2 separate regions of the Homo sapiens genome follow, and region 1 is linked to region 2. A link is an interaction called in ENCODE POLR2A ChIA-PET data of the cell type or tissue named here. Cell type or tissue: B cell. All regions are shown on one strand. Each heading gives the region's core, and the rest is flanking DNA. Links, peaks and the distances in the headings are about the cores only. Region 1 overlaps KANSL1 (KAT8 regulatory NSL complex subunit 1). Region 2 has its middle 10 kb from the start of MYL4.

Region 1 (8,337 bases), core at 267-8,266, 1.0 Mb before region 2:
AGGGCAGCATGGCAAAGTGGGAAAAGGAAAAAAGGACAAGATTGACATCCTGATTCTGCCATTGTTGTTAAATTTCTGCTTCCTTATCTTGTGAAACAGATGTTACCACTGCCTACCTGGGAAAACTAGGAATAACGACTACAGTAAATTATTATGCATTATGGCTTTTATAAACAGAAATTTAAGAACAGCTAAGTTAACTGCAAGATCCCTATTCTGTCAAAAAAAAAAAAAAAAAACACGAGTATCTTGTGTTCAGCATTATGAATATAAAGAATAAAGACATGAGCAGTCTCATAACATAGACAAGTTCAGTCTACTGTAGATCCTTTCACAGAGAAGTAATACAACATACTGAGTGCTAACCTTCCAGCTATTTCTAAAAAGATGGAAGTCCAAGGTTATTTCTAAATTATTTTAAGCATAAAGCTAAATATTTAAGAATGAGTTATAACTGAGTTTCTACCAAATTAAAACAACGATGCTTACAACAGCTTACAGGGCTCCTGATCTCACCTTCTACCACTCATTCTATACCTGGATCAGCATGCATGCTCCTGCCACCCCGGGCTTACTGATGAAAATCCAACAAACCGGGCTCAGTCCCATCTTAGGGCCTTTGCAAGTGTTCTCTACACCTTGAATGCTCTTCCTCAAGATCTTCACAGGTCTTGCTCACACACTTCATACAGATCTCATTCAAACTGTCACCTCCTCAGAGAGGCTTTCCCTGACCACCCTATTAATATAGACATCTCTCTCCCATAACCATCACTTTCAATCTCCTTAGGCTCTTTCCTTTTTATATCTCTTTATAGCACTTGTTAACTAGCCTTCGGTCATTATTTACTTATCTGTCTTCCCTAGTAGGATAAAACTCCCTGAAAACTGTAATATCTTATTGGCTGCTGTACTCCTTGTAACTAAAATCATGCCTGGAACACACTGAGTACTTGATACATATTAATTTTTAAATTGATGAATAACATTTGTGAGTGACGAGGAATATTCATCATTGCAACTTACATAATTTCTTAAACCAGCTGCTTACAATTAAATCTAGCATGTTGAGGCTACTCCTAGAACAGGGGTTCTTAATTTGGGGCTTTAGGGAATCATTAATACCCATGTTTCTGGAAGGAAAATCTACAGCTTTTCTTTAAATGGTCCCTAATCTGAAAAACATCCTAGACCAGTGATTTATGACTCTGGCTACATCATGGAATCTCCTGGTGAATTTTAAACATACAGATGCTTGGATCCCATCCCAGAGGGTGTATTTTTTCTCATCTGTGGTACAACCACAGGACTTCTAAAAAATTACCCAGGTGATTCTAGTGTATAGCAAAAGTTGAGAACCATGCAATTTGAACACAACAAATGTTAACTGGGTGAGAGTCCTCAAAGGTACTTACAGTGGGAAGAAAACAAAAATTGAAAACTATGAATTTTGAGGGAATTGGCATTGCTGGCAAACAGATCAATACACAAGTTCCTGAATAATTCTGTATCATAAAAACATTTTAAACAAAAACTAGTAGCTCTACCTCCACTTAAATACTAACCTGACATTGAGATTCTAGAGCTTACTCCCAGAACACAAATAACACCTTTCACTTAAAACAACGTATTTCAGACAAACATTCACTTCTTAATAACTTACTTATAAAAACCTAAAACTATCAAGAAAACAACAGAATACTTTTTGAAGACGAATCAGCTATATTACAACTATGAAGCTCTTTGTAGTTTTATTCCTAAAAATGCCTTTGAAGCAACACATTTCCACCAATTAATGTCCTCATTTAGCCTCAACTGTTACACAGGATGACAGGCCCTGAATTTAGGTGAAACTAATACTGACAATAGACACAAAGGGGGGGGGGGGATTTCAGAGATTTATTTAGATCATGTCAAAAGGGTTTGAAAAGAGCAGGTGTCAGACTGACACAGGTGGTAAATTGTTTTCTTTTTGAAGTCAAACAAGCAAACATTGAGTAATAAGCGAATTCACTGATACCAACCGAGGGTTTCATAAGTTACTGGTTTTTATACCTTCATCCAAGTAGCCCTTTTAAAAAAGGGATTAGCAAGATAGAGAGCAAAACAACAAAATGTTAAGTATTTGTAAAATAAATAAATCCAGATGCTTAAATCCACAGTGATAAATAATTTTAAATTATTCCTGGATACTTAGAATCACGATGAAACTCATTCCATCTATCCCTTTCTTTCTTTATTCTTGGCTGTATGGAGATACCTGCTGACACAGAAGCACCAGGTCATGAGCACATCTGACATAAAACATTACAAACTTAAAGCAGTATTTTTTAAAATCTAAAGGGCTTAGGGAAGACAGCCATGCTCCTAGCTATGAAGCCTCTGTGGCTTGACTTCCTGGTCATATCACAAGGATTTTTTTTTAAAGTATTATTCAGTTCCCTTGTTGAGTAAGTTAATTTACTAGGAAAGTGCAAACAAAGACATACATGCAGGTACGCAGCTCATCAACGCATTTTAGTTGTGGGGAAAGATCAGGCTTAGGAGACACGAATAATTATAAAACTATTAGAGCTGGAAGAGCCCTCTTTAAATTTCCCTTCTAGAAAGATGGGCACAAGGAAATCCTTAGCTTTCTATGTCGTTTTACTCGGTAAAATAGTACACTCTTATTAGTAACTTTATCTTTTATCAAAAGCCTGTGGAAATAAATGTTCTGGGATTAACTAGTAAATATATAAATAAAGCCACAGAAACATATTCCCAAAATGTGGGCTGGAAATGAAAACAGAACAGCATGGGATACAAAACCCCACTGGCTGTTTACAAAATGTTTCGTGTACATGACTTTTATGTAATAGGAACAGAACACTAGTATAGGAAATGAAGACTACATGGAAGGGCTGGCTACTTGGAGGTGACGGAGTTAAAGATTTCATGAACCATCAAAAGACCAGGTCATTTATACACTAGATTATCAAACCAGAAAAAGTCTGAGTCCCCTCATTCCATTACATTTGAAGAAATGAGAAGCACCAAAAAAATAAAGTATCAATACAAAGAAGAGAGAGAAACTAAGACAATCTGACCCTGAAGGAATCGCAATGTGGAGGGAAAACCCAGCCCTAGGAGTTAATTGTCTAAGTCAGGTAAGAAAAGAGTGAAAAAGTTGAACAGCACAACAGACTATTTCATGAACACCAGATGCCTCGATATGTAAGGGCTTTAAATAAAGAGAAAACACTCTCCTCATGAGCTGCTGCTTCAGTGCCTAGTTCTTCACTCAACTATACCCCCCTCTAAATCAGATGCAGCATTTTGAAATCGACCTCACTCCCTTAACCACACTTAATTTTTGGAGTAGAGGTTAATGAACACACCAGGATAAAACGATGTCTAGTTTGGCAGGAGTGGGAGTACAAAAGTAAGGGGAAAAAGACAAGAAAGAACAAAGCACTGGTTCGCACACCTCTCTCCACCCCAGTTAAGCTGTGGAAAGCTGACTGGCATATCCACATGCTTAAATTATACGTTACTGGCAATGAGGGAAGTGGGGAAATGCTAACATTCTGATTTGTCCCTTGACAAATGAGGGAGGATATTCCCCCCTCAGGGTTGCACTTTAAGAATTTCTACTTGCAATGCTCACTGCAGCCTCGACCTCCCAGGCTCAAGTGATCCTCCCATCTCAGCTTCCCGAGTAGCTGGGACTACAGGTGTGAACCACAACATCTAGCTCATTTCTTGTGGTTTATTGTACAGATGGGCGTCACCACGTTGCCCAGGCTGGTCTCGAACTCCTTGAGCTCAAGTGATCCCCCTGCCTCAGCATCCCAAAGCACTGGGATTACAGGCCTAAGCCACCGTGCCCGGGCTCTCACCACAATTATAAAAAGAGAGAGAATGAAGGGAAGGGTAGAATTTCCTCTTTAAAAGTGGTCTGACTCACCAAACCATCTTCACTGCAAAGCCTTAAACAGTACCAGAATACAGGAAAAGGATATTGTATGCTTTTCTTAGAGCTGGGACAAAGAAATGAGAGGGTGTGGTGGGGGGAAGGAGTAAACAATCAGAGCATAAGTAACCCATATTATACATGGTTTATATGATGCCATCTCCAGGTTTAATCTTTCCCTTTTATTATTTTATGATTATTTTAATGGAGATGGGGTCTTGCTATGTTGACCACACTGGCCTCAAAGTCCTGGCCTCCTAAAGTACTGGGATTACAAGGTATAAGCCACCACGAGCAGCCTAATCTCTCAATTTTAGTTTCCTTACCATAAAACAGACACAATGCTTACTATACAATTAAAATATGCTATAAAATAGTAAGTGAAATAACTATACTAAAAGGCATTCCTGGCATTCAGAAAAGTTGATGGTAGCATCCTTTCCCCCTCAAAGATAGGTACAGGAGGCCCTAATCCAATAGTTCTCAGCCAGGGATTTTTTTTTTTTTTTTTTTTTTTTTGAGATGGAGTCTTGCTCTATTGCCCAGGCTGTAGTGTTGCCATCTCGGCTCACAGCAACCTCCACCTCCCGGGTTCAAGCGATTCTCCTGCCTCAACTTCCCAAGTAGCTGGGACTACAGGCGTGTGCGACCATGCCCAGCTAATTTTTCTATTTTTAGTAGAGACAGGATTTCGCCATGTTGGCCAGGCTGGTCTCGAACTCCCGGCCTCAAATGATTCGCCCACCTCGGCCTCCCAAAGTGCTGAGATTACAGGTGTGAACCGCTGCTCCCAGCCTTGGGGATTATTTTGACCTTACCCCAACCCCCAAAAGGGCACATATAATAAAGTCTGGAAAAATTTTGTTGTCTCAACTAGGGTGAGGGAAGGTCCTACTGGCATTTAGGGGGTAGAGGCCAGAGACGCCATCAGGCATTCTTACAGTGCACAGAATAGCTTCCCATGACAAATAATTATTAGTCCCAAAAGGTTAATGGTGCCTCTGTTAAGAAAACCTGCCTAAAAAACATTCATTTTTGGAAAAACCACATAAACACAGAAGAGGAGCATAACACTCTAGTTCCTACAGTCTATTAAAAAAAAAAACTATTTAAAAGATATTACAGGCTAAGTGCAGTGGCTCACACCTATAATACCAACACTTTGGGAGGCTGACACAGGAGGATTACTTAAGCCCAGGAGTCTTCGGCTGTAGTAAGCTATGATCACGCCACTGCACCCCAACCTGGGTGATAGAGTGAAACCCTATCTCTCAAAAGAAAACATACTCTAAGAACAATCCTTTCTTGTGATAGCTATTACTCAAATGACAAAAGCTGGGGGAAATACCTTGTAAATATCAGAAAAAAACTTCTCCTCCTAAGTAGTTTAAAAATATGCAGATAGGCGGGCACAGTGGCTCACACTTGTAATCCCAACACTTTTGGGAGGCCAAGGTGGGCGGATCACCTGAGGTCAAAAGTTCAAGACCAGCCTGACCAACATGGTGAAACCCCATCTCTACTAGAAATACAAAATTAGCCGGGCATGGTAGTTCATGCCTGTAATCCCAGCCACTTGGAAGGCTGAGGCAAGAGAATCCCTTGAACCCAGGAGGCAGAGGTTGCAGTGAGCCGAGATGGCACCACTGTACTCCAGCCTGGGCGACAGACCGAGATTCTGTCTCAAAAAAACATTAACAAAGAATACTCCAGATCATCCAGAAAGTCAGTATCTGATAGTGTTTATATGGAGAACTCCTGCACTGGAATGTAAACTCCTAACCCTAGATCCATCTCTTCTCAGGTCTTCCTATCACCTCAGCCTACAGCAGTCAATCCTTCCCTCTAACCACTCCCTCCTCCTAAGATTTCAGCATTTAATGCCTGTACCATGTATCTAATACTTAGTACACAATGCCTAATTCTTGTTTTTTAATTTTTATTTAAAATACTAAAACGAAACAGAGACGGGGTCTCGCTATGATGCCTATTCTGGTCTAGAACTCCCGGGCTCAAGGGATCCTCCCAAGGAACTCGGCCCACAATGTCTAATTCTAATGCTTCCTCTTTTACTTGAAAGTGGAGGGGAAGGCTGGGAGCAGTGGCTCACACCTGAAATCCCAGCTACTCAGGAGGCTGAGGCAGGAGAATCGCTTGAACCAGGGAGGTGGAGGTTGCACTGAGCTGAGATCACACCACTGTACGCCAGCCTGGGTGACAGAGTGAGACTCTATCTCCAAAAAAAAAAAAAAAAATCAGTCACATAAATTACTCATTGAAGACAGGAACCAAGTTTTCAATTCTTCTTAAGTGTTTTCATCATTCCTGATCTAACCACCAGAGAAGTGTTTCCTTGCCCTTTGGTGGCAAGGTTAATCTTGGTGATAAATGATCCTGAAAGGCTAGTCTCCAAATAATTAGAACCTTGAAAATGTTTATATTTTTCTCTGCTCGGAAAATTCTGGAACCCCTTTTCTAGGACTGCCACAAGGACACTTCTGACTATCCTCAATGATGACACATTTTAGTTTCCATTCAGATTACCAATTATGGTAACTCCCCTGATCACTGTTTAAGTACTACTTATTAAAGGAACAAACATTAAGCTATTGCTCTTGGAAGGCCAGCCTGCTAGGAAACACCCAAGAGCAATTCTGTACCTTATCCTTCCCTAAATTAGTCAGCCAATCTTACCATTCAAGGATGAAATTAAAGGCATTTATCTCATCTAGTAATACCATCAGTAAACCATGGAAGCTTAAATAATCTAACATTGCTTTGGACATTATGGAAATGACAACCTCAGCACCTAATAAAATGTAAAACCAAATATATACATATCATGTCAATGTCTTGAATGTACAATTACCTTGAAAATTTCAAAGTCACCTCACATTTCTCAACTCTTGGACCTGAGACCTGCTTACTATCAAGTTATCATTGAGAACAAATTAAGAATTCTCAATTGAGAGGTCACCTGTTGCACTAAGCAAACCGCCTGCAAATACTAAATTAGCTTTTCTACTTACACTATCAAGTCAAATTACTTCTGGTAATGCTTGAGTGTATTTGCATGAGATCAATTTCATATACAGTTGGGCAGAAGCAAAATGAGTCTTAAGCAAGCTTCATTCTGTTTTCATCTTACAAAGAAAAGACTGGCCTGTCCTCCCAGCCTTTTGAATAAGGATCTTGAAAAATTCACTACGCACAGGGTGTGCCCAAAGAATACTTGCTGGAAAAATATGCTGGGAGAGTGCCAATTTAAAAAGAAAAACATTTTCGCCCAGTTGGAAATCTAGAGAAAGAATAGTTGTAGCAATTCAGCTAAAAACTCTCAAGACCTGAAGAAAATTTTAGAAAAACCCCAGATCTTTTTGTTATTGGAGTAAAATTCTATGAAAGGCAACTAAATGAATCAATGAAGTATTCAACTATGCTAATTTTATGCACCTAAAAAGCAGTAACTGAAATTCTGCCTTTGACATTTGACGGTGCAAAAAGCACTAAGTACCTTATTTGTTCTACATAAATGAACTTTATAATCTGCAATAGTTTTTAAATCAACTGTTTCTGGGAAATAATGAAAGCATTTTATTTTCCTTTTTAAAAAAGCAAGAATAACAAAACTTCTTTATTGTTTTGCTTTTTGGGAGGAGGGGTTGGGGGAATTGGGATAAATTTTTGTTTTCCATTAGAGACTTTTTTTTTTTTTTTTGAGACAGTCTCGCTCAGTCGCCCAGCTGGAGTGCGGTGGCACGATCGATCTCGGCTCACTGCAACATCTGCCTCCCAGGTTCAAGTGATTCTTGCACCTCAGCCTTCCAAGTAGCTGGGATTACGGGCATGTGTCACCATGCCCAGCCAATTTTTGTATTTTTTGTTTTGTTTGTTTTTGAGACTGAGTCTCGCTCTATCGCCCAGGCTGGAGTGCAGTGGAGCAATCTCAGCTCACTGTAACCTCCACCACCTGGGTTCAAGTGATTCTCCTGCCTCAGCGTCCCGAGTAGCTGGGATTACAGGTGCCCGCCACCACACCCGGTTCATTTTTGTATTTTTAGTAGAGACGAGGTTTCACCATGTTGGCAAGGCTGGTCTCAAACTCCTGACCTCAAGCGATCTGCCTGCCTTGGCCTCACAAAGTGCTGGGATTACAGGCATAAGCCACCACACCCGGCCAAGAGACTTATTTCTGAAGCATAACACTCCAGCAATAGCTTGATTAAGCTAAAAAGATACCCATCTGTTACAGGCCTTTGTCTTCAGTCTCTCACTACAACACCCACCCCTTTCCAGGTCCACTCAGAACCTTACGCTCAGATTTTTTTTTCACTGCAATAAGTGAACACAACAAAAAATTACAGTTACTACAGGGACACACT
Region 2 (8,271 bases), core at 272-8,271:
GTGGGCTAATTTTTTTTTTTTTTTTTGAGACGGGGTTTTGCTCTTGTTGCCCAGGCTGGAGTGCAATGGCATGATCTTGGCTCACCGCAACCTCTGCCTCCCAGGTTCAAGCGATTCTCCTGCCTCAGCCTCCCAAGTAGCTGGGATTACAGGCATAGACCACCATGCCCAGCTAATTTTGTATTTTTAGTAGAGACGGGGTGTCTCCATGTTGGTCAGGCTGGCCTCGAACTCCCGACTTCAGGTGATCTGCCCGCCTTGGCCTCCCAAAGTGTTGGAATTACAGGTGTGAGCCACCGTGCCCAGCCAAGTATTTTTAGTAGAGACTGGGTTTTACCATGTTGGCCAGGCTGGTCTCCAACTCCTGATCTCAGGTGATCCGCCTGCCATGGCCTCCCAAAATCACCCACTCTCTTGCCTCACAGGCTTTGCATGTACTGCACTCTCCCCAGAACCCTCTTAATTCCACTCTTCATCTTAATTCTATTCTTCATCTGGCTAGCTCTGCTTATCCTCCAAATATACTTCTTCCAGGCCTTTTCTGCTCCTCTGGGATAGCTTGGCTCTCCCTGCTGTTACTCTAGTGCTACCAGACTTGTCATTACTCCCATCACTCTTTGCTGTAATTAATTATCTGTTTAATTGTCTACTTCTGGTCTAGTCTATAAGCTCCATGAGGGCAGAAGCCCTGTCTGCCTTGTTCCCTGTGTATTCTCAACACTTAGTACAGTATCTGGCATCTAATGGGAACTTAGTATTATTTGTTTAATGAATGAATAGAATAAACTCACTGTGTTCCTAGTATTATTTTTGTTTGTTGATTGATGTTATAGACTGGTTGCATCTCCTCAAAATTCATATGTTGAAGCTAACCCCTAGTGTGGCTGTATTTGGACATGGGGTCTCTAAGAAAGTGATTAAAGTTAAATGATATCATAAAGATGGGGCCCTGATCCGACAGAATTAGTGTCCTTATAAAAAGATGCACAGGAAAGTTTGATCTCTCTGTGGGCATTCACCAAAGAAGGGTCATAGGAGGACACAGGGAAAAGGCCAACATCTAGGAAGAGAGCCCTCACCAGAATCTGTTTTGCCAGCACTTTGATCATGGACCTCTAGCCTCCAGAACCATGAGAAAATAAATCTCTAATGTTCAAGCCACCCGGTGTGTGGTATGTTGTTATGGCAAGCCCAGGTAGACTTATATAATTGATTATTCTGTTTATGTCTTGTCTCCCTAATGCAAGGGCCAAGTCTTATATTTCTGTATATTGTTCTTTGAAAAACACCACATATGTAGAAAATTCTTAAGAAATATATTGACTGAGTGATTAAAGTGGAAGTCTTTCTACATATTATTCTTTCTTCCTGAAATACATTTCCCTTACTCTTTGACCAGTGAAATTCTATTTATTCTTCAAGCCTCAGCTTCAGTATCACATCCTCAGAATATTCCTAGACCTACCTAATTTAAATTCTTAGCTCCAGCCTGTTATTCTCTCTCATGCCATTTTTGTTCTTTTCTTTCATAGTATGTATGGTAATTTTAATCGTATTTGTTTAATATAAGCTGCATTGAAGGCAGGGACCTTGGTTTGAACATTATGTCCCCATCACCTAGTTCAGTGCCCTGCACAAATATTATAAAATATATAAATATTTTTTGTTGTTGTTGTTTTGCTAAAATATTATAATATTTCGCTCTTGTTTCGTTAAAATATTGTAAATATATAAATATTTTTGAAATATCTGATGATTGAATGACTTGATGACTTAATTTCATCTCACTGATCTAAACATGATGCTTTTTTTTTGACTCCCCCTTTCTGGGCCCAGAGAACATGCTGGTCTTGCACATAAATCCTTAAAGGGTTTTTTTTTTTTTTTTTTTTTTTTGAGACAGAGTCTCGCACTGTCGCCCAGGCTGGAGTGCAGTGGCGCTATCTCGGCTCACTGCAAGCTCCACCTCCCGGGTTCATGTCATTCTCCTGCTTCAGCCTCCCGAGTAGCTGGGACTATAGGCGCCCGCCACCACGCCTGGCTAATTTTTTGTATTTTGAGTAGAGATAGGGTTTCACCGTGTTAGCCAGGATGGTCTCGATCTCCTGACTTCGTGATCTGCCAGCCTTGGCCTCCCAAAGTGCTGAGATTACAGGCATGAGCCACCGCACCCGGCCAAATCCTTAAGGGATTTAAAGTCAAGGCAGTATCTGAAGTATTGAGACTATTCAGAAAATGCATCTTGATTGAGATGAGCTCCGAGATGTGCTAAATGGCGTATGACTAGGGCGCCTAGGGCTGACTCAAAAGCACAGGGAAATAAACTACAGACAGCCCCCAAGTTATGATTTTTTGACTTTATGATGGTGTAGAAGCAATGTGCAGTCAGTAGAAACTGTACTTCAGATACCTATACAACCATTCTGTGTCTCACTTTCAGTACAGTATTCAATACATGAGATTCAGCACTTCATTATAAAATAGGATTTGTGTTAGATAGCTTTGCCCAACTGTAGGCTAAGGTGAGTGTTCTAAGCACGTTTAAGGTAGGCTTTGCTAAACTATGATGTTCAGTAGGTTAGGTGTATTAAATGCATTTTTGACTTGATATTGTCAACTGATGGTGGGGAGCATCTGTAATAAAGGCAGGAGACTATAAGCAAATTAGCTTGTCTGGACTGGAGGCTGTATAAGCTTGGTTGAAATGGTGGTGTTGGGGACAGCTGATAAAAACCTTTGGGTTCCTGGCTGATGACTTTAGTTTTGATAAAATAGACCAAAGGAGCTGTTGATGATGATTGAGCTGGAGAGTGACCTCATGAGACCAGAATTTGAAAAAGATTATGCTAACAGCTGAGGATTATGTGCATTGGAGGAGAGAAAGACTAGGGGCTAGGAATGCAGCAGAGAGGCTGCCAGGGAGTCTGGGCAACTCTGAATATTCACTATTCTAGGATCTTAGATGGTTGAATCTGAAAAAAGATAGAAAATTTAAACAGTTTTGAGTTACTAACTTAAAATGAGAAATATTCTTATCCAATTCCTTGACCTGAAGGCATTCAGATTCTAACCAGAAGACTGCTTACTGAGTACAGACTTAGAACAAAAAGAGTAAATTTAATGATCTTAGTGGCTGTCATCTCTTTTTTTCCTCAGAAGTGACGTATATACCTGACTACTAGATAAAAAATATCTATAGCATCTGGAGTGGATGCCCACCAAATAATAGATTATTTGCTTCTCTCTTTTCTAACTAGGCTCTAAGCAGCCTCATTTTTTCTCTGGGTAAATTGCAGAGCAATGGATTAAACACAGATTGATTATATTTTAGTATTCAGTTTACACCGTAGCTGTCTTGAATAGACTTTGTTTTTGTTACAGATATGTGATTTGGGAGATAGAGGCTGATCTAGGTTTAAACCAGACTGAGTTGGGAGAGCCTCAGATGAGAAATATCCAAAGGTTAATTGAAAACGTGAAGCTTGGCCAGGCGCAGTAGCTCACGCCTGTGATCCCAGCACTTTGGAAGTTCAGGAGGATCACTCGAGGCCAGGAGTTCGAGAACACCCTGGGCAACAAAGAGAGACCCTCATTTCTACAAAAAAAATAAAAAAAACTAGCCAGGCATGGTTGTGTATGCCTCTAGTCTTAGCTACTTGGGAGGCTGAGGTGGGAGGATCTCTTGAGCCTAGAAGTTCGAAGTTGCAGTGAGTTAAAATTATAGCACTGTATGGCCAGGCATGGTGGCTCTCACCTGTAATCCCAGCACTTTGGGAGGCCGAGGCAGGCGGATCACGAGGTTGGGAGATCAACACCATCCTGGCTAACAAGGTGAAACCCCGTCTTTACTAAAAAAAAAAAAAATACAAATTTAGCCGGGCGTGGTGGCGGGCGCCTGTAGTCCCAGCTACTTGGGAGGCTGAGGCAGGAGAATGGTGTGACCCCCAGAAGTGGACCTTGCAATGAGCCAAGATTGTGCCACTGCACTCCAGCCTGGGCAACAGAGCAAGACTCTGTCTCAAAAAAAAAAAAAAATTATACCACTGTATTCCAGCTGGAGAGATAGAGCAAGACTTTGTCTCAAAAAAAAAAAAAACCCCAGAAAAACAAATAAACAAACAAGGAAAGAATTTGGGACTGGAGAGAGAGTTTTCAGGCAGAACTAAAAGCATCTTTTAGTTGCGCACCTTCTTTCAGTTGTACGATCCTCCCGCCTTGGCCTCCCAAAGTACTGGGATTATAGGCATGAGCCACTGTGCCCAGCCTGCAGGTACTTCTACTAAGATGAATAAGAGACCATTCCTGGCCCCAAGGAGCTCACTGTCTGGTGTAGAGGATGCAGACATACAAATACGTAGTTTTAATATAATGATAAATAGTTTCACAAAGATTTTACAAGGCATTACATTAACAAATGTGTACCTGTAATCCCAGCTTCTTGGAGACCCTGTCTCAAAAAAAAAAAAAAAGTACCTGCATATTGTAGGTGCTCAATACATGTTAGTTGTAGTAAAGTCTTTTTTTTTTTTTTTTTTTTGAGACAGGGTCTCTGTCACTCGCGCTGTAAAGCAGTGGCGCCATCTCAGCTCACTGCAACCTCTGCTTCCTGGGTTCAACCGATCCTCCCACCTCAGCCTCTGGAGTAGCTGGGACTACAGGCATGTGCCACCATACCTGGCTAATTTTTGTGGGTTTTTTTTTGTAGAGACAGGGTTTCGCCATGTTACCCAGGCAGGTCTCGAATTCCTGGGCTCAAGCGATCCACCTGCCTTGGCCTCCCAAAGTGCTGGAATTATAGATGTGAGCCACCACGCCTGGCCTCAATAAGTGTTAGTTGAATGAATGAATGAGAGTAATCTGAATGAGGGAGAGGAGAGTTGGTGGCAGAATTTTGGTGTTACAAGCATAGCAGAGAAGGCCCAAGACAAGCACACTAGATCTAGTCACAGGGAAGTCACTGGTGGTGTGCTAGAGAGGAAGTCAGAATTCAAGAAGTAAAAGAGGAAGTCAGTGGAAAGGGAAACTGAGAAGAAAGAATAATCTTTAGCATTAAAAATATATCCCCAATTGCTGAGAAAGGATTTAGGCTCTTTTTGCTTACTGAGAGATACCCATGCTGTGGGTTCCAGGGCCGTCTCTTCTACTGATGTCTCCTTGCTTCCTTGCCCCCTTGGGGGCTAAGCTTCTCCGTCAGAGAACCCTTTTGTCAGTTCTGCCAGCTCCCATGGTTGTCTTAGCATCCTGCATTCTAGTCTCAGGTCGGTCATAACTCAGTGTGACGTTGGGCAAGTCACCCCCTTCTCTCTGGACCTCTGAAGTTCCTTGTAGCTGTTAGCATATCTGGGATGATGCAGTTTGGATGACTGGTGAGGATTCCAACTTGCTCTCTGCTGCTTTGCAACTATAAATCTCTGCCAAACACCAGCTATCCTGCCCTCTGCTTTAGATCCCTAGGTAGACTCTAACCCACCTTAGGCAGGCTCCCTCCCAGTGTCCTTCTCACAGGATTCAGTTCACACATATGTCACTAGACAGCACTGCCTTGACTGCAGTACAGAAATGAGCTTCAACCATTTAAACAATTGAGTGATGAGGCTGAACATATAGCATTCTCCACCTATGCTAAAGCAGTCAAGGAAATGAAGTTTGAGAGGATGATTTAAAGTGTTGGCTGGGCGCTATGGCTCATTCCTGTAATCCCAGCACTTTGGGAGGCCAAGGCAGGTGGATCACTTGAGGTCAGGAGTTTGAGACCATCCTGGCCAACATGGTGAAACCCTGTCTCTACTAAAAATACAAAAATTAGCTGGGCATGGTGGCGGGCACCTGTAATCCCAGCTACTGAGGAGGCTGAGGCAGAAGAATCGCTTGAACTAGGGAGGCAGAGGTTGCAGTAAGAGATCGAGCCACTGCACTCCAGCCTGGGTGACAGAGTGAGACTCCGTCTCAAAAAATAAATAAGTAAAAAATAAAGTGTTGTGATAGCTAGTTTTACTGTGGTCCTTGAACTTTGATTTTAGACACCTTTCCCCTCCTTTTCTGCTTTCATTTTTGGTGTTCTGGGCCTTATGAATTATTGAGCCTTCAGGTGATTCATTGCTTTTTTTTTCCTCCCTCCTTGGTGGGAAGGATTCTTATATACAGAGGATTGGGTTAATCATTCTCCTGATTTATGGCCTTCTTTCTTCAGTGGTCCATGCAACGCCTTTCTTGTTTAATTACTTATTTCTTTTCTTTTTTTTTTTTCTTTTTTGAGGCGGAGTTTTGCTCTTGTTGCCCAGGCTGCAGTGCAATGGCACGATCTGCTCACTGCAACCTCCGCCTCTCCCAGGTTCAAGTGATTCTCATGCCTCAGTCTCCCAAGTAGCTGAGATTACAGGCATGAGCCACAGCACCTGGCTAATTTTGTATTTTTAGTAGAGACGAGGTTTCTCCATGTTGGTCAGGCTGGTCTCAAACTCCTGACCTCAGGTGATCCGCCCGCCTCGGCCTCCCAAAGTGCCAGGATTATAGGCGTGAGCCACTGCACCTGGCCGGATTACTTATTTATTTTCTTTTATCTCATTGACCCAGCCATCCAAACCACACCCACTCTAGGCAATTATTGAATACTTTTAATGTGTATTTTTTTGTTTGTATGTGTTCTTGGATAATGGGTAATGCTTCTAGTATGTGTGTATTATTAAAAATTTTAATAATATTTAGCTCAATACACCCAAAATGTTATCATTTCAACATGTAATCAATATGAGATATGTTACATTCTTCTTTGTCTTCTTTTTTGAGATGGAGTCTCATTCTGTCGCCCAGGCTGGAGTGCAGTGGCTCGATCTCGGCTCACTGCAATCTCCACCTCCGGCATTCAAGTGATTCTCCTGCCTCAGCCTCCCGAGTAGCTGGGATTACAGGCACGTGCCACCACGCCCAACTAATTTTTGTATTTTTAGTAGAGAAGGGGTTTCACCATGTTGGCCAGGCTGGTCTCAAACTCCTGACCTGAAGTGATCCACCTGCCTTGGCCTCCCAAAGTGTTGGGATTACAGGCATGAGCCACTGTGCCAGGCCCACATTCTTTTTTTGTACTTCAAAATCCAGTATGTATTTTACTGTTATAGCATATCTCAATTTGGATGGTAAATTTTCATTATAAACACTTAATCTGTATTTAGATTTCATAAAATGCACAGTCGAAAAAGTAGATTCATATACCTAAGTTGTCCCAAGCATACTTAAAAGTTTTCTAATAATCAAATATCAAAAAAGTATTTTTCTTTAATGTTTACATGCAAACTGACAAAACTACTTCATATTAGTCATATTAGTCATATTTATTTTAGCAGAATTGACTTGACTTTGAAGCAAAAACATATCAGTTTTAAAACTACATCTGTCCAAATTAAGTAAATTCACTAACTCTTCTGTCAACTCAGTATCATTAACACGAAATTCAAAGAGGTATTGTATAAATTGAAAAAGCAACTCTAAATTTATTAATATCAACAAAAGCAACTCTAAATTTATTAATATCAACAAAGCATTATTTAAACTTTTCTTGTTTTTGTAGCCAATTTACATAATACTGTTTATTACAATTAGAATCTTCTGCATACTTACATTGAAATAATGTATATTGATTTGTATTGTGAAAGGTTTCAATTTGAGCATAAATTCCTTCACCTATCTAGATAAGTCAGAGATGTTTTCTTTCCTTGAAGCTTAAATTTATTTATTTATTTATTTATTTACTTATAGACAGAGTCTCATTCTGTTGCCCAGGCTGGAGTGCAGTGGTACAATCTCGGCTCACTGCAGCCCTGCTTCCCTAGTTCAAGCAATTCTCTTGTCTCAGCCTCCTGAGTATCTGGAATTACAGGCATGCACTGCCATGCCCAGCTGATTTTTGTATTTTTAGTAGAGACAGGGTTTCACCATGTTGGCCAGGCTGGTCTTGAACTCCTGACCTCAAGTGATCTGCCTGCCTCAGCCTCCCAAAGTGCTGGGAATACTGGGCTAAAACATTTCGACTTCTATCTTTCATATCCCTTTTTTTAAATTGTCAATTAAATGTAAACGTACTATCCTCCATATCTCTTAGCTTTTCTTTTATGTTTTCTATTTCTTTGCCCTCTTTTTTCTTCTGGGAGATAGTCTTTCTTGTTTTTCAATTCCCTAATTTGTTTCCCAGCTATATCTATTCTGCCACTTTTCAAATCTATTATGTGCTCTATTTTGGTGATTACTTTTTCATACATAAGATATCTGCTTGTTTTT

The links. ChIA-PET counts read pairs that join two places held together with the same protein. Peaks named below come from ENCODE experiments on the same cell type or tissue, not always from the same donor. Only the 100,000 strongest peaks of a DNase experiment are listed, where the experiment ranks them.
Region 1: POLR2A ChIA-PET joins it to region 2 with 12 read pairs; 2 of 35 experiments call an interaction of 5 or more read pairs at or near these places.

Annotation. Positions count from the first base shown.
Region 1 is chr17:46,150,707-46,159,043 of GRCh38, forward strand. The region is part of intron 2 of KANSL1 (KAT8 regulatory NSL complex subunit 1); the gene reads right to left. It overlaps LOC107985027 (a long non-coding RNA gene), which reads right to left. Exons shown (of 2, transcript XR_001752923.1): 2 at 222-2,260. Among named protein-coding and RNA genes, the nearest start is that of KANSL1, 39 kb to the right of the region's middle. In B cell, for the core only: no CTCF peak of the experiment used is centred there; no DNase peak of the experiment used is centred there; H3K27ac peaks cover 2,876 bases.
Region 2 is chr17:47,195,221-47,203,491 of GRCh38, forward strand. It overlaps a transcript of MYL4 not described here. Among named protein-coding and RNA genes, the nearest start is that of MYL4, 10 kb to the right of the region's middle. RefSeq lists a cis regulatory region at 2,550-2,973 and an enhancer at 5,191-5,240. In B cell, for the core only: no CTCF peak of the experiment used is centred there; a DNase peak (open chromatin) is centred at 4,991; H3K4me3 peaks cover 791 bases; H3K27ac peaks cover 3,867 bases.